Linked DNA regions of Homo sapiens: region 2 is linked to region 1. A link is a loop called in an ENCODE intact Hi-C map of the cell type or tissue named here. Cell type or tissue: CD4-positive, alpha-beta T cell. All regions are shown on one strand. Each heading gives the region's core, and the rest is flanking DNA. Links, peaks and the distances in the headings are about the cores only.

Evidence for each region. Hi-C counts contacts between places; a loop is a spot of excess contacts. Peaks named below come from ENCODE experiments on the same cell type or tissue, not always from the same donor. Only the 100,000 strongest peaks of a DNase experiment are listed, where the experiment ranks them.
Region 2: a loop joins it to region 1, with 2.4 times the contacts of the local background. A loop is called at or near these places in 11 of 110 quality-filtered maps.

Annotation. Positions count from the first base shown.
Region 1 is chr12:11,335,983-11,348,515 of GRCh38, reverse strand. No RefSeq gene overlaps it. Among named protein-coding and RNA genes, the nearest start is that of PRB4, 32 kb to the right of the region's middle. In CD4-positive, alpha-beta T cell, for the core only: no CTCF peak of the experiment used is centred there; no DNase peak of the experiment used is centred there.
Region 2 is chr12:11,391,436-11,403,968 of GRCh38, reverse strand. It overlaps PRB2 (proline rich protein BstNI subfamily 2), which reads left to right and starts at 8,402. Exons shown (of 4, transcript NM_006248.4): 1 at 8,402-8,503; 2 at 9,439-9,474; 3 at 9,992-11,175; 4 at 12,321-12,429. The coding sequence starts at 8,440. The coding sequence ends at 11,142. It overlaps LOC124902878 (a long non-coding RNA gene), which reads left to right and starts at 4,081. Exons shown (of 3, transcript XR_007063211.1): 1 at 4,081-4,158; 2 at 4,492-4,674; 3 at 5,129-5,332. In CD4-positive, alpha-beta T cell, for the core only: no CTCF peak of the experiment used is centred there; no DNase peak of the experiment used is centred there.

The DNA of each region.
Region 1 (12,533 bases), core at 2,091-10,090:
ATAAAGTCTCTCTATATTCAGGTCAATTGATTAGCAAACTTAGTACCCCTTTGTCATGTAAGTTAACATATACACTGATTCTGGGAACTAGGAAGGGTGTGTCTCTGGGAGGCCATTAATCTTCATAGCACAGATGGGACGGACATCTTTCTCCCCTGGAACTGGTTTGATTCAGGGCAGGTGGAGAGAATTGCCCAGGCATCTTCCAGATGTTCGCATGAGAATATGAATGAGTTTATGTAAAATTAGTTGTAATGCTAATATTTGTACTTGAAGTATATATATATACAATAGTGTAAGTCACAAACTGAAATGGCAGAAATTTACTTTCAATAACCATTTTCATTTCATGTAATTGTTAATAATTTACAGCCATTTTGTTTACTTTATATTTATACTCATTTTGATTGTTTTCTTTCTTTCTATCTTCTGTGGATTCCTTGAAAAGGTTTTTTGATTCCATTTACGTTGATCTGCAATGTTTTTGAGTGTCATTCTGTATACAGCATTTTTAGTGGTTGCTCTGGGTATTACATTACACATACATAGTTTGTCACAGTCTAGTGGTGTGCTCTTTTTACCCTCCGGGGGCGAAATATGAAAACTTTATATCCCTGTTATTTACCGACCTCTGTTTGTAATATAATCATCTTAAATATATCTCTACGTGCATTTAGCAAAAACAGTACGTTTTATAATTTTTGCTTCAACATGACATTATTGTCTTTCAGTTTTGTAGCTCAGGATTCTGAATCGGGTCTCACTTGGTTAAATCCATGTGTCAAGGCTGAGTTTATTTCTAGGGGCACCAGAGAAGAATGTTATTTTTTGCCTCATTCCCTAGATCTCTTTCCTCCTTAATATTAGCAATAGCCAGTTGAGCAATTTGAAACTCCTGCAGAAAATTTGAGAAAAAAAGGAAAATGTTTTGTGTTTACTTACTTTTTCCCCATTTTCTGTTGCTTTTTTTCTTTTCTTTTTTTGCTTCATTCTTGCTGTTCCAGAAATTCCTCTTCTATACTTTTTTTCTGTTTAGAGTACTTGCTTGAGCCATTTTAAAAAAATTGGTTTGTTGGAAACAAATTCTGTTAGGATTTTTCTTTTCATTCTTCTGAGAATGACTGGATTTCTTTCTCCTTATTGAAGGATAGTTTTATTGGACATAAACCTCTGGTTGGCAATTTTTTTCTTTCAGCACTTCAAATATTTGAGCTACATTCTTCTGTTGTTTTCTGCTTTCTGGTAGTAACGCCACAGATATTCACATTGTGTTTTTCCTATACGCATGGTATTATTTCTTTCTATCTGCCTTTAAAACATTTTCTTTGTTTTAATTTTCAGAAATTTGACTACAATGTTGCTGGGCATAGATTTCCTTGGATATATTTTGGTTGGGATTTGCTCAATTTCTTGCATCTGCAGGTTTATGCCCATTGCAAGTTTGGGGGGTTCAGCCTTTCTCTTTGAGTCCTTTTTCAATACCATCCTCGTTTTTCTCTTTTTCTGAAACTCAGACTGCATGATTATCACATCATTTGTTACAGCCTTTCTTATTTGTGACACAAACAAAATTTTTTTTGACTATTTAATCCTGTGTTGTTCAGAGTATATAATTCCTATTAATGCAAACTCAAGAACGCTATGTCCTCCATCATTTTCTTTCTGCTGTTGATCACACATAATGAATTTTAAAAAATTTATACATTATATATCACAGTTCTAAAATTTCTATTTTATCTTATATGCTTTATTTTTCTCTGCTGAGAAGTTTTTTCTTTTATTTTGAGAGTGTACACATTGACCTCTTAAAGGATGGCTATAACAGCTGCTTTAAAGTCTCATCATTTCAATATCCAATTTGCTTCGAAGTTGTTGTCTCTTGATTGTTTCATTCCTTAATAATTGTTCAATTGTTTCTGGTTTTTTAAAGTATATTGGGTGATTTTCTATTTTGTCTTGCACATATGCATTTCCTCTGTTTGCAATACAGAAAAGTTTCAAAAAGGCAAGCTTTGGACATTGGAGGGAAGAGACACTAGTGCTACATTGTAATCCACTGGGTGGTTCAAATGCCAGAAGGGTTTGTCCCACTAACATTTTTCTACTTGGAGCTTGTGCCTGGAGGTTTCTCTCTGTCTCTAATGAGGTAATGTTATAAATATTTAATATCATACCATACATTCAAATGTAAAAACTACAAAAAACTGTGCGAATGTGTCCCAAGAGCCCAATTTACAAAGTCTTTCTGTCTTTTTTCTTTTGTGTACTGTTGACTCAAACCACATCAGTTGGTCAGGTACTTCTTTTTTCTTTTCTTCCTACAGGAACACCAGAGGTTGACACCTGCTTATTAGAAGCTATCACAGTAGTCAGGTGGCTCTGCTGTCTTCTGATTGGGGATTGACGGAGTGCAGGACAATGAGGCTTAGGTAAAAAGAATATCTACTAGCCTGGCATGGTGGCTCATGCCTCTAATTCCACTACTTTTGAAGGCTGAGGTGTGAGAACTTCTTGATGCCAAGAATCCCAGATCAGCTTGGGCAACATAGTAAGACCCTCTGTCTTTACAAAAAATTACCAATTTATCGTATCTCAGTGGGTGTGCCTGTAGTCCTAGCGACTTAGGATGGTTAGATGGAAGGATTACTTGAGCCCAGGAGATTGAGGCTGCAGTGAGCCAGGATTGTGCCACTGCACTCTAGCTTAAGCTATAGAGCAAGTCCCAGTATTTAAAAAGAAAAAGAAAAAAAAGAATGACTAGAGCTACCAAAAAGGCTTTTCTTCCTTAGCTTTTTCCCAGATTCACCGTTCTTTAAAGTGCATCTCCCAGTGTCTAGAGAGGACACAGATTTGGTTTCTCTTCCTTTCTTTCTTCTCACATGCTCCTGTGGCTACATCCTGTGGCTCTCGGTATGCCTTCCCCACTCTCAAAGAACCAAGTACAGTGGTGGTTTGAGCAGTTATAAGCAATTTGAGTCCTTACCCTACTTGATATCTTGCAATATGTTGGGATGAGTGTATAGGACCTTTGGTCCTCCTTGGGTCAGTGAGATCTCAGGCCCAGCCTGAATGCTTAACAGAATTGAGATCGGAGTAGGGGAAAAGAAGTAATAAAGGAGATATGGACTAAGTGTCTTCATGCAAGTAAGCAAGACACATTTGCTTTCAAATTCAAGTAGTGCAGACACTGCTCAAGGCTCAGCTGAATAAACATCAGAATTATACATTTCCCCAATGAACTGTAACAGCTTTGGGGGATCTTTGATCTTTCTATCTCTTGTTATCTGTGGAAGAGAGTCAAAATTAAAGTCTCATTTGTGAAGTGTGTTTTAATTCTAACACCTGATACTCAGGTTTCAACCATTTCCCAATCCCAATCATTAATGAGCAACATAAAGGGAGAATATTGAGAATATTTATTGACCAATCTTCATACGTTTTTGTCAGCATGGCCGGTATTTGTATGTCTTTTTTACATTATTAACTGAAGAATACTGGATGCCCTTTACAGACATTATGACATCATGAAATGAAAAGAAAACCAAGGGAACCAAATTAGGATTGTAATGTGAATCATTAATGATTTTCCATCAGAACTCTCACACAATGGCCCTGTTTGATGAGAGAAATGAGCAGGAGCACTGTTGTGGTGAAGGACTCTGCTGAAGCTTCCCCAGGCATTTCTCTACTAAAGCTTGGGCTTTCTGACCCTATTCTCAGAATAAGCAGATATTGTCATTCTTTTGCCCTCCAGAAAGTCAACCAGCAAAATGCCTCGTGCTTCCCAATAAACTCTTGCCATGACATGACCTTTGCACTTTTCTTATCCACTTTTGCCTTGACTGGACTTTCCACCTCTTGATAGCTATTGCTTTGACGTATTTGTTTTCAGGATTGTACTGGTAAAGACAGGTTGCATCTCCTGTTAGAATTCCTTGAAGAAATGCTTCAAGATCTTCATCCCCCTTATTTAAAATTTCATGGAAAGGTCTGCTCCTGTCTGTAGCTTATATTTTTGCTATAGTTTTGGCATCCATTGAGTGAAAAATTTACTCAACATTAATTACTCAATTCGAATCAGGTAAGGGGAACCAATTGAGAATTTTGTAGTGTTGGCTCTTGTTTGTACCGAGAATTATTGGTACAAAAATTCATCTTGTACCAATTTTATCCATGCAATTTGATATGAATCCTCTGTGTCTATGGGCTTTAGGTTCAACCTTGTCTTATCCCTTCTTGAAATGAGTTACCTACTTGTGAACTGCCAATTTTTAGGGCCATTATCCCTACCAGTGTTTCAGAAAGCATCATTGATTTCACCTTCTTGTACCCAAGCTTCACCATGAAGTTCACGTTTATACTCTTTTTAATTTTAGAAGAATTCATGATGCTCTCATAGGGGAACTTTTGAACTTGCTCTTATTTTTCTTGATGACTCAAGTAGCTCCTGTTCAGACATGTTAGAGCATGTCAATATGAGTTTATTTTGGTGCAAAAATTGGAATCTATTCTTTTTTAAATATAACATACTTTTTCCATGAACATTTTACAGTCCCAATGCATTACAGAAAGGCTTTCTAATACAATAAAATTTGCTACACATAAATTTGATTTTTCCAGGTGACTCGGTACATTGATTTTTTGTTTTTTTCCTGGCATATACAGGGTGAGGAATTCTTTTTGTTTGGATTTCTTGTGAGATATGAATAAAAATGTTGGTCACTTTAAATGGTATCCACAGTTTAGCCAATGTCTCCTGAGAAAAGTGTGTGTAAGCATGCATAAAAAGCACTTCATGATCCTGATTGCCAGTGATTTTTTCATTTATAAAAAAGAAGAAAGTGGCTGGGGGTGGTGGCTCATGCCTGTAATCCCAGCACTTTGGGAGGCTAAGGCGGGTGTATCACGAGGTCAGGAGTTCAAGATCAGCTAGGCCAAGATGGTGAAACCTGTCTCTGCTAAAACTAAAAAAATGAGCCAGGCCTAGTGACAGGTGCCTGTAATCCAAGCTACTTAGGAGGCTGAGGCAAGAGAATCGCTTGAAACCAGGTGGCAGAAGTTGCAGTGAACAGAGACTGTGCCACTGCACTGCAGCCTGGGTGACAGAGGGAGACTTCAGAAAAAAAAAAAAAAAAAAGAAGAAGAAGAAATTAATCATGTGCATGACTAAATACACAAAGATGAAGAAAAGGGGAATGTAGAAGCCTGTGTAATGTGCTTATGATTTAGAAACAACTTTAAGAAAATAGTTTTGTTTGTTTTTTTTTTTCACTTCACCTGGTCATGTCTTAAGAAAAGCTTTACTTCAAGCAGGTCCTAAAACCAGTACCTGAGTTTCTTGTCTGGATCTAATTTCTTCTCACTTTCTTGAAAATAAACAAATATGTTCATAAATGCAAAGAGCAGTGGAGCAAAGGAGGCAAGAACTGAGGCTCTGGAGACTACCGCCATCTACACCACTTACTAACTTTATAACTATCTTGGCATGTGCTTCCATCATCTCATCTATAAAATGAAGCTTGTAATAAAAATTATTACTACCTGAAAAGATGGTTCTGAAGATTATATGGCACATAGTCAATGCTTGGTAAATATTTCCTATTATAGTCTATCATGTTACAATAGGCTTGTAGAATATGAATGTGCTAATATAATTGTGAAAGTTATGTTTATGAAGACTCTACTGTAAGTCAGCATATGAGAACCACTATCATAATAGGGTAGCCAGAATTTTTAGAAAAACCTAAGCAAAGTACACTTCTCAGAGACAATTGTGTTGAATTGTTAACTGTATCATCATAATGCTTAGTTGATTAAATGGGCACACAGAGGAACTCCCCTCAGACCACAGGGACTAAATGCAATTCACTCACTATCAGCACAACTCTGTCCATGTTCAACTTCTGGGCAAACCACTCTTTAGTTGTTCTAGACAAACCAGCGCATTGTAAAGTTGAAGAAAATTCTTCTTTCAGTTCCATGCATAGAGCTTCCCAGTCTTTGAGAATGACACGTGAGTACGAAGAAACTTAGGTGTGAACTTTACAAGATCTTACTAAAAGGAAAATCAGGAAAACTTAGAGGATATGAAGGAAGAAGGTAATATTTAATATTTATTATTAAAAGATCACACTGGCTATTGTGAGGAGAAGTGATATGGAATGTGGTGGGAGCAGGAAGGTTACAAGGGCAGCTAGGGGCTGTTCTAGTCCTCCAGGAGAGAGGGTCATGCCCCCACTAGAGCCTTATATTAGAGATTATGGAAAGGGTCATCTTGGGATGTGTTTTATAGTGGAGCCCACTGTATTTGCTTATATGCAGTGCTTGGTGTGGAGTGAAAAGTAAAAAGTGACTCCTATGTTCTTGAGAACTCTGTAAAAAATGTTATTGTTTTAGTAAAGATTAGGAGGTATCATGGGCTGCATTGTTTTTACCCAAATTTGTATGTTGAAATCCTATCCCTGTACCTCAGAATATGATTGTGTTTGGAAAGAATTTCTTTTTATAGAGGTACCTAAATGAAAATTAGGCTATTAAGATGGTCCCAATCTAATCAGACTCCTGTTGTTATAAGAAAGGAACTTTTGGTCACATGGAGGGACACCAGGGGTGCATGTGTACAGAGAAACCCATGTGTGAAGACAAAACAAAAAAATAGCCAAGTCAAAGGGAAGAAGAGACATCTTAGAAGAACTGAACCTGTTAACACCTTGATCATGGGCTGTGAGTCCCCAGAACTGTGAGAAAATCAATTTCTGTTGTTAAATTACACAATGTGTGGTATTTTTTCAGGAGAGACATAACAAATTATGTCAGGGGAGAGCAGTTTTAAGACGCAGAAATCAAGACTCTTGTTTGAGACAATATATGTTTGCATCCATACTAGAAGGCAAGTGGATTGTTGAGAGCTTCAGCTGACTGAAACATGCCTGAGCTCTTGCTGCAGACCTGCTCCTTTCTTTGACCCACCCTCACTCACTGATAGAGTCTCTTTCGGCTCTTCTGTCACCTCCGTTTATTTGTATGTGAAGAGTTCATAGCTGATATTTATTCTTCCCTAATACACTAATCTCTTTCACTCATTGCTGACCTAGGAAAATGTCAGAGAAAGGGCCTGAGCTGAGTGATATTTGAAGGCAATGCCTCCTGTCTTCCTGTACTCACCAAGCCAAGGCAGAGTCTTTCTTTCACCAGGACTACCACTTCTACAGCAACCTATGCAATGAGGGAAGGCTGCAAAGCACTCCCGTCTGCTCCTTCCCTCTGATCATCCTTTCCTACTTGAAGGTCTACTGTAAGTCACTAGGCAGGACCATTTATCTCCAGTTTCTCTGTCCAAATGGAGTGTGTAGAAACCAATGACCATCATTCCAATAACATTAGCATGCCTGCTAGGCCAAGCAAATACTCTATGTCCCCCATAAAGCATATAAAGTCAAACTGCAACTGTTTTATTATTGGATAGCCAAAGAAGAATTTCTAACTGGTAATATATTTCCTCTTTAGCAAACATCCCTAATATTCTAGAGGAGTGGGGGAGGAAAACAACAATCTGCCTGATCACCAGCCGATGGCAGAGAAATCTGCAACAAACTTCATTGTATGAGGAGGCCTTCCAATAATATAAGGGGTATCCAAACTGTTTTTGGAAAATACATATTATTTTTTAAAAGTTTGCATTGATATAAACATTTTTTGTACAAAAGTACATTTGTACTAACTTGTTACATGTCTGAACAAGATCTAGTTCAGTTACTAACATGATTGAGAAAGCAGTTTGAAAACAGCTTCTATCAGAGCAACAAAAATTCCACTAAAATTTTAGGAAGAACAAATATCAAGTTTATGGTGAAGCTTGGGTGGAGAGATGGTGACATCACTGATGCATTAGGAAATATTTGTGGCCAAGTAAATCGGACCTTCACAAATGGATAACTCACTTTAAGAAGCAATGAGAGGAGATCCTTCCAAGATGGCCGAATAGGAACAACTCCAGTCTACAGCTCCCAGTGTGAGTGACGCAGAAGACAGGTGATTTCTGCATTTCCAACTAAGGCACCAAGTTCATCTCACTGGGACTGGTTAGACAGTGGGTGCAGCCCATAGAGTGTGAGCTGAAGCAGGGCGGGGCATTGCCTCACCAGGGAAGTGCAAGGGGTCAGGGAATTCCCTTTCCTAGCCAAGGGAAGCCATGAGAGACAGTACCTGGAAAATTGGGACACTATTGCCCTAATACTGCGCTTTTACATGGTCTTAGCCAACGGCACACCAGGAGATTATATCTTGTGTCTGGCTCAGTGGGTCCCATGCCCACAGAGCCTTGCTCACTGCTAGCACAGCAGTCCTAGATCAAACTGGGAGGTGGCAGTGAGGCTGGGGGATGGGCAGCCACCATTGCTGAGGCTTGACTAGGTAAACAAAGAGGCTCGGAAGCTCAAACGGGGTGGAGCCCACTGCAGCTCAATGAGGCCTGCCTGCCTCTGTAGACTCCACTTCTGGGAGCAAGGCACAGGTGAACAAAAGGCAGGAGAAACTTCTGAAGTCTTAAATGTCCCTGTCTGACAGCTTTGAAGAGAGTAGTTGTTCTCCCAGCACAGAGTTCGAGGGCTCAGAATGGACACATTGCCTCCTCCAGTGGGTCCCTGACCACCGAGTAGCCTAACTGGGAGACATCTCCCAGTAGGGGCCGACTGACACTTCATACAACCAGGTGCCCATCTGGGACAAAGCTTCCAGTGGAAGGATCAGGCAGCAACATTTGCTGTTCTGCAATATTTGCTGCTCTGCAGCCTCTGCTGGTGATACCCAGGCAAACAGGGTCTGGAGTGGACCTCCATCAAACTCCAGTAGAACTGCAGCTCAGGGTCCTGACTGTGAGAAGGAAAACTAACAAACAGAATGGAATAGCATCAACATCAACAAAAACAACATCTGCACCAAAACCCCATCTGTACATCACCATCATCAAAGACCAAAGGTAGATAAAACCACAAAGATGGGGAGAAACCAGAGAAGAAAAGCTGAAAATTCTAAAAACCGAGCATCTCTTCTCCTCCAAAGGATCGCAGCTCCTTGCCAGCAATGGAACAAAGCTGGACAGAAAATGACTTTGACAAGTTGACAGAAGTAGGCTTCAGAAGAATGGTAATAACAAACTTCCCTGAGCTAAAGGAGGATGTTTGAACCCATCACAATGAAGCTAAAAACCTTGAAAAAAGATGAGAAGAATGGCTACCTAGAATAAACAGCATAGAGAAGACCTTAAATGAACTGATGGAGCTGAAAACCATGGCACGAGAACTACATGACACATCCACAAGCTTCAGTGGCTGATTTGATCAAGTGGAAGAAAGGTTATCAGTGATGGAAGACCAAATGGAAGAAATGAAGTGAGAAGAAAGCTTAGAGAAAAAAGAGTAAAAAGAAACAAAGCCTCCAAGAAATATGGGACTATGTGAAAAGACCAAATCTACATTTGATTGGTGTATCCGAAAGTGATGGGGAGAATGGAACCAAGTTGAAAAACACTCTGCAGGATATTATCCAGGAGAACTTCCTCAACATAGTAAGGCAGGCCAATATTCAAATTCAGGAAATACAGAGAACGCCACAGAGATACCCCTCGAGAAGAGCAACCCCAAGACACATAATTGTCAGATTCACCAAGGTTGAAATGAAAGAAAAAATGTTAAGGGCAGCCAGAGAGAAAGGTCAGGTTACCCACAAAGGGAAGCCCATCAGACTAACAGCTGATCTCTCGGCAGGAATTCTACAAGCCAGAAGAGAGTGGGGACCAATATTCAACATTCTTAAAGAGAAGGATTTTCAACCCAGAATTTCATATCCAGCCAAACTAAGCTTCATAAGTGAAGGAGAAATAAAATCCTTTACAGGCAAGCAAATGCTGAGAGATTTTGTCACCACCAGGCTTGCCTTACAAGAGCTCTTGAAGGAAGCACTAAACATGGAAAGGAACAACCGGTACCAGCAACAGCAAAAACATGCCAAATTGTAAAGACTATCATTACCAGGAAGAAACTGCATCAACTAATGTGCAAAATAACCAGCTAACATCATAATGACAGGATCAAATTCACACATAACAATATTAACCTTAAATGTAAATGGGATAAATGCTGCAATTAAAAGACACAGACTGGCAAATTGGATAGAGTCAAGACCCATCAATGTGCTGTATTCAGGAGACCCATCTCATGTGCAGACACACATAGGTTCAAAATAAAGGGATGGAGGAAGATCTACCAAGTAAATGGAAAACAAAAAACGCAGGGGTTGCAATCCTAGTCTCTGATAAAACAGACTTTAACCAACAAAGATCAAAAGAAACAAAGAAGGCCATTACATAATGGTAAAGGGATCAATTCAACAAGAAGAGCTAACTATCTTAAATATGTATGCACCCAATACAGGAGCACTCAGATTCATAAAGCAAGTCCTTAGAGACCTACAAAGAGACTTAAACTCCCACACAATAATAATAGGAGACTTAACACCCCTCTGTCAACATTAGACAGATCAACAAGACAGAAAGTTAACAAGGATATCCAGGACTTGACCTCAACTCTGCACCAAGCAGGCCTAATAGACATCTACAGATCTTTCCACCCTAAATCAACAGAATATACATTCTTCTCAGCACCACACCACACTTATTCCAAAATTGACCACATAGTTGGAGGTAAAGCACTCCTCAGCAAATGTAAAAGAACAGAAATCATAAAAAACTGTCTCTCAGACCACAGTGCAATCAAATTAGAACTCAGGATAAAAAACTCACTCAAAACCACACAACTACACGCAAACTGAACAACCTGTTCCTGAATGATTACTGGGTACATAACGAAATGAAGGCAGAAATAATGATGTTCTTTGAAGCCAATGAGAACGAAGACACACTGTACCAGAATCTCTGGGACACATTTAAAGCAGTGTGGAGAGGGCAATTTATAGCACTAAATCACAGGAGAAAGCAGGAAAGATCTAAAATCCGTACCCTGACATCACAATGAAAAGAAATAGAGAAGCAAGAGCAAACACATTCAAAAGCTAGCAGAAGGCAAGAAGTAACTAAGATCAGAGCAGAACTGAAGGAGATAGAGACAGAAAAAACCCTTCAAAAAATAGTTGAATCCAGGAGCTGGTTTTTTGAAAAGATCAACAAAATTGACAGACTGCTAGCAAGACTAATAAAGAAGAAAAGAGAAGAATCAAATAGATGCAATAAAAAATGATAAAGGGGATATCACCACCGATCCCACAGAAATACAAACTACCATCAGAGAATACTATAAACACCTCTATGAAAATAAACTAGAACATCTAGAAGAAATGGATAAATTCCTGGACACATACACCCTCTCAAGACTAAACCAGGAAGGAGTTGAATCCTGAATAGACCAATAACAGGCTCTGAAATTGAGGTAATAATTAATAGCCTACCAACCAGAAAGAAGTCCAGGGCCAGATGGATTCCCAGCCGAATTCTATGAGAGTTACAAACAGGAGCTGGTCCCATTCCTTCTGAAACTATTCCAATCAATAGAAAAAGAGGGAATTCTCCTTAACTCATTTTTTTGAGGCTAGTATCATCCTGATACCAAAGCCTGGGAGAGGCGAAACAAAAAAGGAAATTTTAGACGAATATCCCTGATGAACATAGAAGCAAAAATCCTCAATAAAATACTGGCAAACCGAATGCAGCAGCACATCAAAAAGCTTATCCACCATGATCAAGAGGGCTTCATCCCTGGGATGCAAGGCCGGTTCAACATACTCAAATCAATAAACATAATCCATCATATAAACAGAACCAAAGATAAAAACCACATGATTATCTCAATAGATGCAGAAAAGGCCTTTGACAAAATTCAGCAGCCCTTCATGCTAAAAACTCTCAATAAACCAGGTATTGATGGGGTGTATCTCAAAATAATGAGTTATTTATGACAAACCCACAGCCAATATCATACTGAATGGGCAAAAACTGGAAGTATTCCCTTTGAAAACTGGCACAAGACAGGGATGCCCTTTCTCACCACTCCTATTTAATATGGTGTTGGAAGTTCTGGCCAGGGCAATCAGGCAGGAGAAAGAAATAAAGGGTATTCCACTAGGAAAAGAGGAAGTCAAATTGTCCCTGTTTGCAGATGACATGATTGTATATTTAGAAAACCCCATCGTCTCAGCCCAAAATCTCCTTAAGCTGATAAGCAACTTTAGCAAAGTCTCAGGATACAAAATCAATGTGCAAAAATCACAAGCATTCCTATACACCAATAACAGACAAACAGAGAGCCAAATCATGAGTGAATTCCCCTTCACAATTGCTTCAGAGAATAAAATCCCTAGGAATCCAACTTACAAGGGATGTGAAGGACCTCTTCAAGGATAACTACAAACCACTGCTCAACAAAATAAAAGAGGACACAAATAAATGGAAGAACATTTCATGCTCATGGATAGGAAGAATCAATATTGTGAAAATGGCCATGCTGCCCAAGGTAATTTATAGA
Region 2 (12,533 bases), core at 2,754-10,753, 55 kb before region 1:
CCGCGCCACTGCTCTGCAGCCTGGGCCACAGAGCAAGACTCCGTCTCAAAAAAAAAAAAAAAAAAAAAAAAGAAATACCATGAATGGATTCCAAATTTTTTGGCACCAAATGAAATTAGAATATCTTGCTATAAGATGTCTCAACAGGAGCTAGTTTGAGGAATTAAGAAAAATAAGATAGCAGTTTCAAAATAGTCCCTAGAAGAGCAACATGAATTCTTCTAAAGTTAGAGTTACAAACATCAAATTTATTGTGAAGCTTGGGTGGAAGAAGATGAAGTCACTGACGGTGTCCAAAAAGTTGTCCTACTTGCCACATGGTAAGTTGACATTGGTTGAAGAAGTCAGCAGTTCACAAATTCAATGAGGAGTTCCTCATTTCAAGAAGGAATGAGGCAATGTTGAACCTAAAGCCTACAGTGACAGATGAACCATGTCATATTGCAAGGTATACATTCATCTTCTTTATACCCTAAGAGAAGATGTGTGACGATTAGCACCACACACAATAGCCAACACCGCAGACTTCTCAGTTGGTTCAGTTTACATGATTCTAACTGAATGATCAAAGTTTAGTAAGCTTTTCACTTAATGGATGCCCAAACTGTGTCACCAAGATCAAGTACAGACAAGAGCAGAAGTTTCCCTAAAAATTTAAATACAAGCAATGAAGACCGTAAGCACACCTTCAATGATTTATAACAGGAGACAACACAAGACTTTACCAGTAAAATCTGGAAAACAAATACAATCAAAGCAATGGCTACCAAGAGGTGGAAAAGTCCAGTCAAAACAAAGGTGGATGAGGAGAGCACAAAGGTCATGGCAAGAGTTTATTGGAAAGCTCAAGTCATTTTGCTGGTTGACTTTCTGGAGAATGACAATAACTGCTTATTCTGAGAATATTTTGAGAAAGCCAAAGCTTTAGTATAGGAATCCTTGGGAAAGCTTCAGCAGAGTCCTTCACCACGACCTTGCTCCTGCTCATTTCTCTTATCAAACAGGGCATTTATATGAGAGTTCTGATGGAAAATCATTAGGCTTCCACATTACAACCCTAATTTGGTTCCTTTGGATGTATTTGTGTTTTGTAATCTTATAACGTTTGTAAAAGGCATCCATTTTTCTTCAGTTAATAATGTAAAAAATACATATCAATAACTGACATGTTGACCAAAATGTATGACAAATGGTCAATAAATCTTCTCCTTTTATATAACTCATTAAGAAGTAGGATTGGGAAATGCTTGTAAACTGAGTACCAGGTGGTAGAATTGAAACAAACTTCCCATGTAACACTTTTAGTTTTTGCTCCATTCCAAAGATAACAGGAGGTAAATGGTTAAAGATCCCCCAAAGCTGTTGCACACCTTTAGGGAGACTTAGATTTCAGGTGTTTATTCAGTTGAGTCTTAGGCTGTGGAAGCAAACTGGACGTGTCCTCATGAGCTACCACCATATTCTCTCTTCTTCCCAAGAGTGTACTCAGCTAAGCGAACAAGATGCCTGGGGGAGAAGGGTACAAAATAGGGGCAGAGTTTCAGAGTCTCACTTAGTAAGTCTGTTGTAGAATCCCTCCCAAGGAAAACCAAAGAGCCTGAATAAAGAAAGAATACAAAAATCTGTGGCCTTCCCTGATGTTCCAGTCATGGACTCTTCAGAATAAACAACAGTGGTATGTCCCAGAAATCAGGGAAGGAATGTCTTCATTTAAAGAGAAAACCTCTGGGGAAATCACTCTTCCTATTAAAAATCAAAGAACCTCCATGAATTGGTAATTGCCACAGTCAGCACCATCTCTGGATACACAGATGTGGAGATAGATGGATCCAGGACACCAGCAGAAATGCCCAAATGGATTAGGGCCATGAAGCTGCCCTTGCTTTTATAGTCAAACATGAGAATTGTCCTTACCCCGCCGTAAATTGTAAAGAAAAGAAAACATTGCTAACATTGACCATTCCTTCCATGCTTAAAGGTAGAAACACTACAAATACTAAGGGAAGGTGCCATTGTGCAGGGAGTATGTTCTTCAAGGGAAAAACTAGTGGAAGAGCAAGAATCTATAGCTGTACCTCATTTCAATAGGCCCTTCAGTCACCACTACAGTACACTCTTTAGATTCCTCCATGTATAATCTGCAATGGCACAGTACATTTACAGCAGTGCAGGAAGATAGCCATTATTTGTAGACATAAGAATCAGATTATTTAGAAATTTGCTTCTATAGGTATTCCCAAGTCTTCTTTTCAGAAAAAAATTCAGATATCCCTCAAATGATTGGAGTTTGTTTTAGGGAGGAGAAGGTCTTGAAATCTTATGATCCCCATGGGTCAGTGGAAGACAGAAAAATACATAAAGGCTTGAGTAAAGGAGTCGGCATAAAGAAGACCACTGCTATTTCATGAACCTTCTAAATCTCTGTATTCTGTTCACTCTAAACAGGATCTTGGGAAGGGCCTGTGCACATGAAGGACCCCAAAGTTCAAGCTTCAGAAGCTTTGTAGATCATTCCAATCTGACAAAAACCGTATGTCAATGTTGTTAGGTTGACTAGTTAAATAAGCCTTTAATTGCTCAATAAAAATGTACAAAGGCATGTTTCCATCAAGAAAATTCAAATATAGACAAAAGCTTAGCTAAAAAGTAAGGTTAGCAAAAATGTAAGATAAATACAAACTCTTTTATGTATCATATCATAAAATTCTGTTTCTATGTCTGTTTACTAGAAGGCACAAAAGTTTTTTTTTTTTTTTTTTAATAATATGGAGAGATTTGCTTTGGCAATTCCAAAGATGGATAAGTAATAGACTTGAAACAATGTACATTTGTTTTTAAAAAATTATATTTGTTAGTATATTAGAGTATAAAAATGTATTCAATATTTAAGATTGTTGCCAGATGTTTACTCAATAATGTTGTAAAAAATAACCATGTGATTATCAAGTCATGGTCATGTTACATTTAATGCAGCCAGGAAAGAAAAGACAGTGGCATATTCTTCTGATAAAATTAGGAACACAGGTAACAGCAGTCTGCCTTGTAAAGTCACTTGAATACACTTATATAGAAAGAGTCATAAACAAAAAGATCATCTGTAGAACCTGCTATAAACTGTGATAAGGAATTTATCTCTATACTCAGGGTATTGGAATGCACAGTGCATTGAACACATGGACTGATTTCTGCCCTTTCCCAATGTCCCAACAAAATTACAATAAAGAAGCACAGCAGAAATTAATACCCAAGATTGAGGAGAATGAAAGAAGAGATGACAATAAACAACAAATGTAAACAAAACTGTGGAATTGGAATGACAAATAGAAAAATAACAGAGTTTGTGATTGAGCAAAGCCAAAATCAGACATGAAGAGGGGACTGTTGTGCAATTTTTGCCAGAACACCTGGAAAATTTGTCCTATTTGAATATAGCATTTTCATGTGCAGAAATTTACATGTATGTACATTTTAGTGCATATTCTGCATCAAAGTTTGATCATTCTTCTTCAACTGAATCCTGTGCATTTCTTGCTATTTGATCCTAGGTATTTTACATTGTTCTCATGAATAAGGTCATTGTCTCATTTCTCTCTCTCTGTCTCTCTCTCTGTCTGTCTCCTTCATTTCTTTTTCTTATGCTGTTCCCTATGAAGTGTATGTGTTAGGGAAAGTCACTCAATCACATTAAGATTTTATCTCTAACTTTGAAAAGTGAACATAAATGCAAAAAATCCTCAAAGTGCTATTGTAAGTACTAGAAGAGCTAAGGCATCAGAAACATCACTATGCAAGATAGAAAGGAATGATCCATATATCTTTAGCTATGTAGCCATGCATGTGTTGAAATATAATATACGATATAGGTAGCAAATGGGTCACTGAAACAAACTCGGTTATTGAATATTGTTTAGAGACAGTTTTGATCCAATCATTTTTAAAATGAATGTTCTATCTCTGTCTCACAGCATGGACATCCTCACAGCATGTGTCAGGTTCCATAAAGAACAATTTGGAATTGCATGGCATTTCTATGATACAGACTCAAAAGTCACAAAGTATCACTTCTGATATAATCTACTGGTCATGGCAGTAATGAAGTTCTACCCAAGCTCCAAGGAGGTAAAAGCAGACCTCAGCCCTTCAAGAGAGGAGATCAAGGTACCATTGTAAGAAGAAAACATTGGATGAATGATTCTGTCGTGATCATATTTTAAAAACAATTTCCAAGATGATAAATATGCATACATGTGGACTTCAAAATCAATGAAATACAGTAATAATTCGTGGTTCTTAAGCAGAGGAGACAACATCTTTTGAAAGAGATAGGTACAGGTTTATGGGTTTAATAAATGAGTCATTGATTAATCACTTTAATGAAATTCCTATCATCTTACCGACTTTGTACATGATCAGAAAAATATGAGGGTGACATACATTGCTTTGTATTTCTTATGAGATAAGTTGTGATTGTACTTCTCTATGAACTGATAGGATGTTTAACTGAAAGCTGAAGAATACACTCTGACATTGTGATAACAGTGGTGTGATGAGGCTACAGACACTTGACCTTAGGCTGATGACCAATGCCTTCTATGGCCCCAATCACTGAGGGTGGAACACCAGCTCTGGGGCCAGGACACAGGTGACATCTTCATGCAGAAGACTGAAAGTTATGTAAGTGGTATATAGTTTATCCTTTCTTAGACAACTCTCTGACCAGGCTCCCTCTTGGATTTCTAGAATTTTAGATCCATTGTGATTAGAAGGATCAAATTTAGTCAATTTAAAAGGGCATACACAAATTTTGTCAATGCTAATACGCCACCCAAGAAAAATGCATGTAGCATGGATTAAGGAAGGACATACAGGATCTACATTGACAGGGTTTTGTAATTAGAAAAAAAAAGGAATTAATTCCTCTGAGTGTCTTTATATAAATGCAAGCGGTAAAGCGGAAGACTAGAATATGTTTAAATGGGATTATGATTTCAAACAAACATGTTTACTCAGGAAAATATATTTTTAGTCACATTAGCTGTTAACGTCTCAGGAAAATTTAACCTTGACAATATTCTAAGAGAAACTTGTTTTTGTTCTCTGAATCTCATTTCCTTTCACTTTCTTTTAGAGAAATGAATGAATGAAGAGCAAGTAACCACTGGAGCACAGTAGGCAAGAACTCAGATCTGAGAACTGACTGCCTTCCATTCCACTTACTACCTTTATATGAACCTAGACACGCACCTAAATTACCTCATCTACAAAATTAAGATAATAATAATCATCACACCTCCCTAATATGATGGTTCTGAACATTGAATATCATATAGTAAATGCTGAAGAAATGTTTTCTATTATAATCAGCCTTTGCTAGGATAAATGGAAAGAATATAAATATGCTCAAATAATTGTGAAATATATATATATTAGAGAGCATCAACATCAAATAAAAATGTAAAGATGAAGATCCTACTAGTGTAACCAAAGTTTTTAGAAAAGTCAAAGCAACGCTGAATTCTCAAACACAACTGTGTTATCAGAATGGTTGGTTTACCCAATGAACACAGTAAGTTGAGGAGGATTTGGCTTTCTGTTCCATTCACAGAGCTTCCGCGTCTTCAAAAAGAGGGAGATGTGTGGGTGTGAGAGAGCTGAGGCATGAAGTTTGGATCTTATTACAAGTGCAGAAGAAAATCCTAAGAGCATTTGAAGCACAAAAGTGTTATGATCTAATTCCTACTTTTCAATGATCACTGTGACTGATGTGAGGGGAATGGATATGGGATGTGCTGGGGTAGGAATGTTACCAAGAGCAGCTGAGGATATTAAACTTCTTCAGGAGAGAGCATCATGGCCTGAACTATCACCTTCTAGTAAAGATTATGCAAGTTGTTGTATTTGGGATGAGTGTTGAAAGTGGAAGCAACTCGATTTGCTAAAGGGCAGTGCCTGAAGGGAGTGAGGAGTTTTGAACCACTGAACACTTGACTTAGAAAAGGTTGGGAGCTGTTATGAGAGCTGAACTGTGTTCCTAAAATTTCATATGTTGAAGACTGTTCCTTCTGGACCTGAGAATATGAACATGGATATTAGAAGGCAAGTGGAGTGCTGAGGGCTGCCACTCACATATAGGTGCCCAAGCTCCTGCTGCAGTCCTGCTTCTCTCTTCCACCCACATTCAGTCACAGACGGTATCCCTTTCCACATTTCCATCACCTCTTTTTTGTTTTGTCTGGTGAGTGCATAGCTTATATTTATGCTTTCCTGAAAAACTTTACTCATTGCTGACACTGGAGAAGACCAGGGAAAGGGCCTGAAATGAGTGACCTTTAGGGGCATTTCTGTTCTCTTCCTGTACTCTCCTGCCAAGGGGAAGTCTGTCTTGCATCAGGCTGTAGCAACCTCAGTTGGTGACATAATCAGGCAATGTCATCCGTGCCTCTTTGTTGCTCCTTGTCTCTGACATTCCTTTGCTACCTGATGGTCTAGCTTAAGCCAGCTAGGCAGGATTGTTCATTTCCATTTCCTATGGAAAACAGTGTCTGTGAGACCAGAGACACAAATCTCAACAAAGCACTGGGATCTGCTGGGACCAAGCAACTACTCCCTGCCTAAGATAAAACTCATGAAGCTCAGCTAGAACCAATCCACTTTCCATAGAGCCAGAAAGAACTGCCAATTAGTAATGTATTCCCCTTTGAAGTATGTCTATATTTATGCCAGGGAAAATACCAATCTGCCTGGTTCCCCTGCAAGGGCAAAGTTATGCATAGCAAAGCCTTTTGTATTAGGAAGTCTCCCTGTACTAATATCCGCAACTCTTCAGAAGGGCCAGACCAGACCCTCATGTGCACAGCACAGGATCCACTCATCCACAACGGTCAAGAGGCCTGTCTTTAGGATTTACTGTCACATACCCTCTCTACCCCCATCATACCTCCCACCAATCTGTTCTCAAATTAACACCAGCCATGCACAAAATGTGAACAATTACACAAGACACACAGAAGGTCTAAGTGGTAAATGGCAGCTGTTGATACTGACTAACCTGTATATTCCATGAACTGATGAGCAGGGATTTACCAGATATAAGAGAAGAACCAGCAGCTAAAAGAAGTGCTAACAATGCAGGACTCTGAGAGGGCTTTTTGGAAACACAACATTTATTGTGAAATTACACAGACAGGAATGAAAAAAGATGGTGAGGAGTATATATCCTATTACTTAAAAGATTAAATAAAGGAAATCTCACCAAATTCATGGGGAAAAGCCAGCTACATAATAAAAGATACACATAATGAGCTTGACTCAGAAAATAAAATATGTAAAAGAAGTACTAGAAAGAACGTGGGGAGGAATGCATATCAGAATATTGTAGAAAAATACTCGTGGAAGAAGAATCTGAGAAAACAGGTAACACAAATACTGACTAAACCAATAAAACCAATAGAATGCAATTGAGGGTTTGATGGTGGTATCTGATTATCTTATTTGAATGTAGAATTGTGGCCACTTAATTATCAGTGGTAAGAATTCGATATAATTCCTAAAAGAAATGAAGCAGTGGGTGAATTTTATAGAATATTCTAGAGAAAGGGAAGAGCATGAAGGAAATTTTAGCAACATGACATCGCATGGCTCCCTCACAGAACTATGTATTCAGTTTTCTCAGGTCTAGAAATTTCCTGGTGGTTTCTGTGTCCATTTTGCGTTAATAACCTCTAAAATTACTTTAGAATACAAAATTTTAGACTTCCTGTGTTGTACAGGACCAAGCCTTGCCTCAGCTGAGTGAGATCCACAGAAACTTGAACAATAGCCCTATCCTGAGCAGGCTGCGGGGCAGCTTTCTGTCATCTATGTGTGCACAGAAGTGTGCTGTCCTCACACATCTCATAGATAGCAGAAACCATCTCTATCACATCAAAAATTGAGCTAAATATGAAAATATCTGTACACACACATCACAAGAGATGGAAATAGGGCATAATAATATCCAGAGATATTGACCATCTTCACTGCTGGTTGTAGCATCGCTGCTCACACACACATAAACAGAAATAAATAGCACAGTGGAAAGTGGATGATAGTCTTACCTAAAAGATTGAAACTCTAATGATATCTAAAGTTCAGTGATGACACAGTGCTGATGGCTTGGACACAGTTCCTTCAAAACCATTGTTCAAGTCATAGTTGTACCTTTTGGAAATAAGACACTAACAACATATCCTATCCAACTCATCTCTCTGGGCTAGAGTCTCAAAGAAAAATAAAGGAAACACCTGACCTGCAGTGAGCAAAGCAGAAGCCAGTCTCTGAGGTGGTGAGGCCCACCCAGTGTGGAGCTCAAAGGTGCCATTGTTCTTCTCCTCTTTATAAAGGGAGTTGCCACGTTCCTCCCAGCACAGAGTTGGGAGTGACTCCAGAGCCTCCTGCAAGATGCTGTTGATTCTGCTGTCAGTGGCCTTGCTGGCCCTGAGCTCAGCTCAGAACTTAAATGAAGGTAAAACAGAAGGGGGAGAAGATGTGGTGACTCTGCTTGGGGCTTAGGAGGTGATAATGGTAATTACGGGGAAGAGAGGAGAATGAAAACACAGATGGGGCTGCAGAGTTTTCATGCCTAGGATCAGGAGACTTGTTGTGCCCTCATTCCACAATAAGAGTTTCTAATTTATTTAATGTACAATGAAATCCAATAAAGAATTTGTTCCAGGGGAATGAGAAGGTAAGATTTGCATTTATAGATAGAACTGTGCTGTGAAGGATGCAGTAGAGAATGCAAGGCAGATTCATGGAAGTCCAGCTGTGAAGATCCTAAACTGATCTCAGTAAGTACACAGGGATGATGGTGGCCTTGCTGTACAGTGCATCAGCATCGATGACGGCGATAGACACACACAGTATCAGAGATACTGCAGAGACAGAGAATTGGATGGAACACTTGTCTCTGTTTAACTAGAGATACAGAAATATCAGAGCCAATCATTGTCATTTTTCTCTCCCTTACACGCAGTATTTCAATGTGCTGGGAGTGGTATGGGTAAGATTGTATTGAAATGATTACTTCTGGTTACCCCAATTGAGAAAGCATGTGTACATAAGCAATGTATTTATAGGAGATGGAGGGCATAAGAACACCAAAATATCACATTGAAGTACCTGGCATTTGTGAACTAAATTAGCATTAAGTCTTGAGGGATGCTAGGGAGGGAAAAAAGGGGCTCTTCTATGTTGAGTTCATGGCTGTTGCTCTGTCATAACAACCCTGCCTCCCCTTACACCTTCCTCCCCTTCCAGCAGCTTCACAGATGGTGGCTGATGAGTTAACTTAGGGGATGCATGGGGTGTGGTGAGAAGTCTGTTTTCCCTGTAGAACACTTGTGAGTCTTGTAAGGTTCAAGATGTAACTGTTCCCATCATCCTGTGCTTCTCTTCTAGATGTCAGCCAGGAAGAATCTCCCTCCCTAATAGCAGGTAAATCCCGATTCATTCTCAATCTGTTCTGACTGTCTTTTTCTGCTTATGAATGGATCAGTTCTCCAGTGTCTTCTTATCAAAACTTTCCTTTCGGGAATTGATTAATGTTAGTGCTCCTAATAATATAGGCACTCTTCATGCAACCTTGATTCTGGGCATCATGAGCAGGCCACCAAATTGAACGGCAGAGATGCTTGGCTTAGATGACAGCAGGAGTGGGTTACCTCATCCCCCTGGCCAGGAGTGCCTGCTGGGAGATGACAGACAAATGGGCAGCATCCTCATTCTGTCTCCTCTTTATAATGAGAGGCCCTCAACTGCTTTGTTCTTCCCTGGCGCTCCACTCCAGAGTTCTATGTCTTCACTGAAATGCAAAGAAATTAATGTCTTGGTCTCATTTTTGTGTGTTTCCCCACTCAGCTTGTTACCCAAACTGATAAAAATTTACTGCAACTATTCAGGGAATCTTGTATGGGCTTTTACTCTGTCTTTCTCTTCTCTCTTTGTTCTCCAGGAAATCCACAAGGAGCACCCCCACAAGGAGGCAACAAACCTCAAGGTCCCCCATCTCCTCCAGGAAAGCCACAAGGACCACCCCCACAAGGAGGCAACCAGCCTCAAGGTCCCCCACCTCCTCCAGGAAAGCCACAAGGACCACCCCCACAAGGAGGCAACAAACCTCAAGGTCCCCCACCTCCAGGAAAGCCACAAGGACCACCCCCACAAGGAGACAAGTCCCGAAGTCCCCGATCTCCTCCAGGAAAGCCACAAGGACCACCCCCACAAGGAGGCAACCAGCCTCAAGGTCCTCCACCTCCTCCAGGAAAGCCACAAGGACCACCCCCACAAGGAGGCAACAAACCTCAAGGTCCCCCACCTCCAGGAAAGCCACAAGGACCACCCCCACAAGGAGACAACAAGTCCCGAAGTTCTCGATCTCCTCCAGGAAAGCCACAAGGACCACCCCCACAAGGAGGCAACCAGCCCCAAGGTCCCCCACCTCCTCCAGGAAAGCCACAAGGACCACCCCCACAAGGAGGCAACAAACCTCAAGGTCCCCCACCTCCAGGAAAGCCACAAGGACCACCCCCACAAGGAGACAACAAGTCCCAAAGTGCCCGATCTCCTCCAGGAAAGCCACAAGGACCACCCCCACAAGGAGGCAACCAGCCCCAAGGTCCCCCACCTCCTCCAGGAAAGCCACAAGGACCACCCCCACAAGGAGGCAACAAACCTCAAGGTCCCCCACCTCCAGGAAAGCCACAAGGACCACCCCCACAAGGAGGCAGCAAGTCCCGAAGTTCTCGATCTCCTCCAGGAAAGCCACAAGGACCACCCCCACAAGGAGGCAACCAGCCTCAAGGTCCCCCACCTCCTCCAGGAAAGCCACAAGGACCACCCCCACAAGGAGGCAACAAACCTCAAGGTCCCCCACCTCCAGGAAAGCCACAAGGACCACCCCCACAAGGAGGCAGCAAGTCCCGAAGTGCCCGATCTCCTCCAGGAAAGCCACAAGGACCACCCCAACAAGAAGGCAACAATCCTCAAGGTCCCCCACCTCCAGCAGGAGGCAATCCCCAGCAGCCTCAGGCACCTCCTGCTGGACAGCCCCAGGGACCACCACGCCCTCCTCAAGGGGGCAGACCTTCCAGACCTCCCCAGTGACAGCCTCCCCAGTCATCTAGGATTCAATGACAGGTATGATTCCAGTTTATTCTTCACCAAGTGCTCTAATTGCTACAGCTCTCCAGCTTTATTGTGCCAATGAATCAGCTAAAAGCCCATTGGCATTGTATAGTCCCAGATCCCATTTCTAAAGATTTGTATTGACATATTCTGGAAATGGGTAACAAGATCCTATATTTGTAACAAACTCTTTAAGGAATTCTGATGTTGAGAAACAAAATTCCAAATAATCTGTCTTAAGTTGTGTTGGCAACAAGGAAGTAGTACCATGTTCTCTCTGGCGCTCTGTTTTCTGTGCACAAACTGAGAGACCTCCCATTTAAAGTTTTCACCTGAGCACTGTTTGCTCAGTCCTGCCTCACACCAGCCTCTTGAGTCCAGTATTCCTGCCAAGTGGTCCCTGAACTTTCAGCAGCTAAATGGTGTCTCATTTTTCAAATTCTTACTGTTCAATAAGTACATGATTAAGCTAACAAAAAATATCTAATGCAATGGAAAAATATGAATCTAAATTTAAAGGCATGACTCATCCTACCTGCCTCCCCTCCTTCAGAAAACTGCCACTGTTAACTTTATGGCATCTTCTGTTTGAAATATTTATGTGTACATAGACTACTAGAATATTTTTCCCCCAGAACTAATACCATAATTTATATTCAGGTACATATGTTAGTCATTTAAAAAATACATTTCTTTGAAAATTTCCACATACGTCTATGAAGCTAAGTAGATCTCTTCAGTGGTTATCTGTTTGTTTTTACCATTTTATACTACTCCATTATGTGGCTGCACCGTGATTTCTTTAACCAATCTGTGTCACTGGACACTGAGGGTGGTTTCAGCTTCTCACTGTTATAAAATATGTTCCAGTTCCCATCTGTGTAAATATATCTGTGAACAAATTCAGCAGCAAGTAATAATAAGCTAAGAATGATCTTCTGTCTTCATCACGTAAGGAACAATTTGGAGCACATTTTGTGCAAGGGCATCCAAAGAGTGAACACACAAAAAATTAGGGAGGAAACACAGGAGGTAGAAGGGATAGGGGGAGAGAGGATGGGCTCTCATGTACTGTAGTGCAGTAAGACCAGTGAGGAATTCGACATTTCCTGCCATGTCAAGTCTGGTCTATGAACTTCCTTGTTTGTTTGTTTCAGGAAGTGAATAAGAAGATGAGAGTGATTCAAATGATTCAAATGCCATGACATTGGAAAAAGGTCATCATAGCTCTAACTTCTGTATACCAATAAAATAATTAGCTTGCAATTTCTGATTGTGGTGTCTGTTTCTCAATATTTGTGAATGTGGGATCTGAGGACCAAGAGAAGACATTACACGAATATCTAGGAACCCTTTTCCTTGATGCTCCG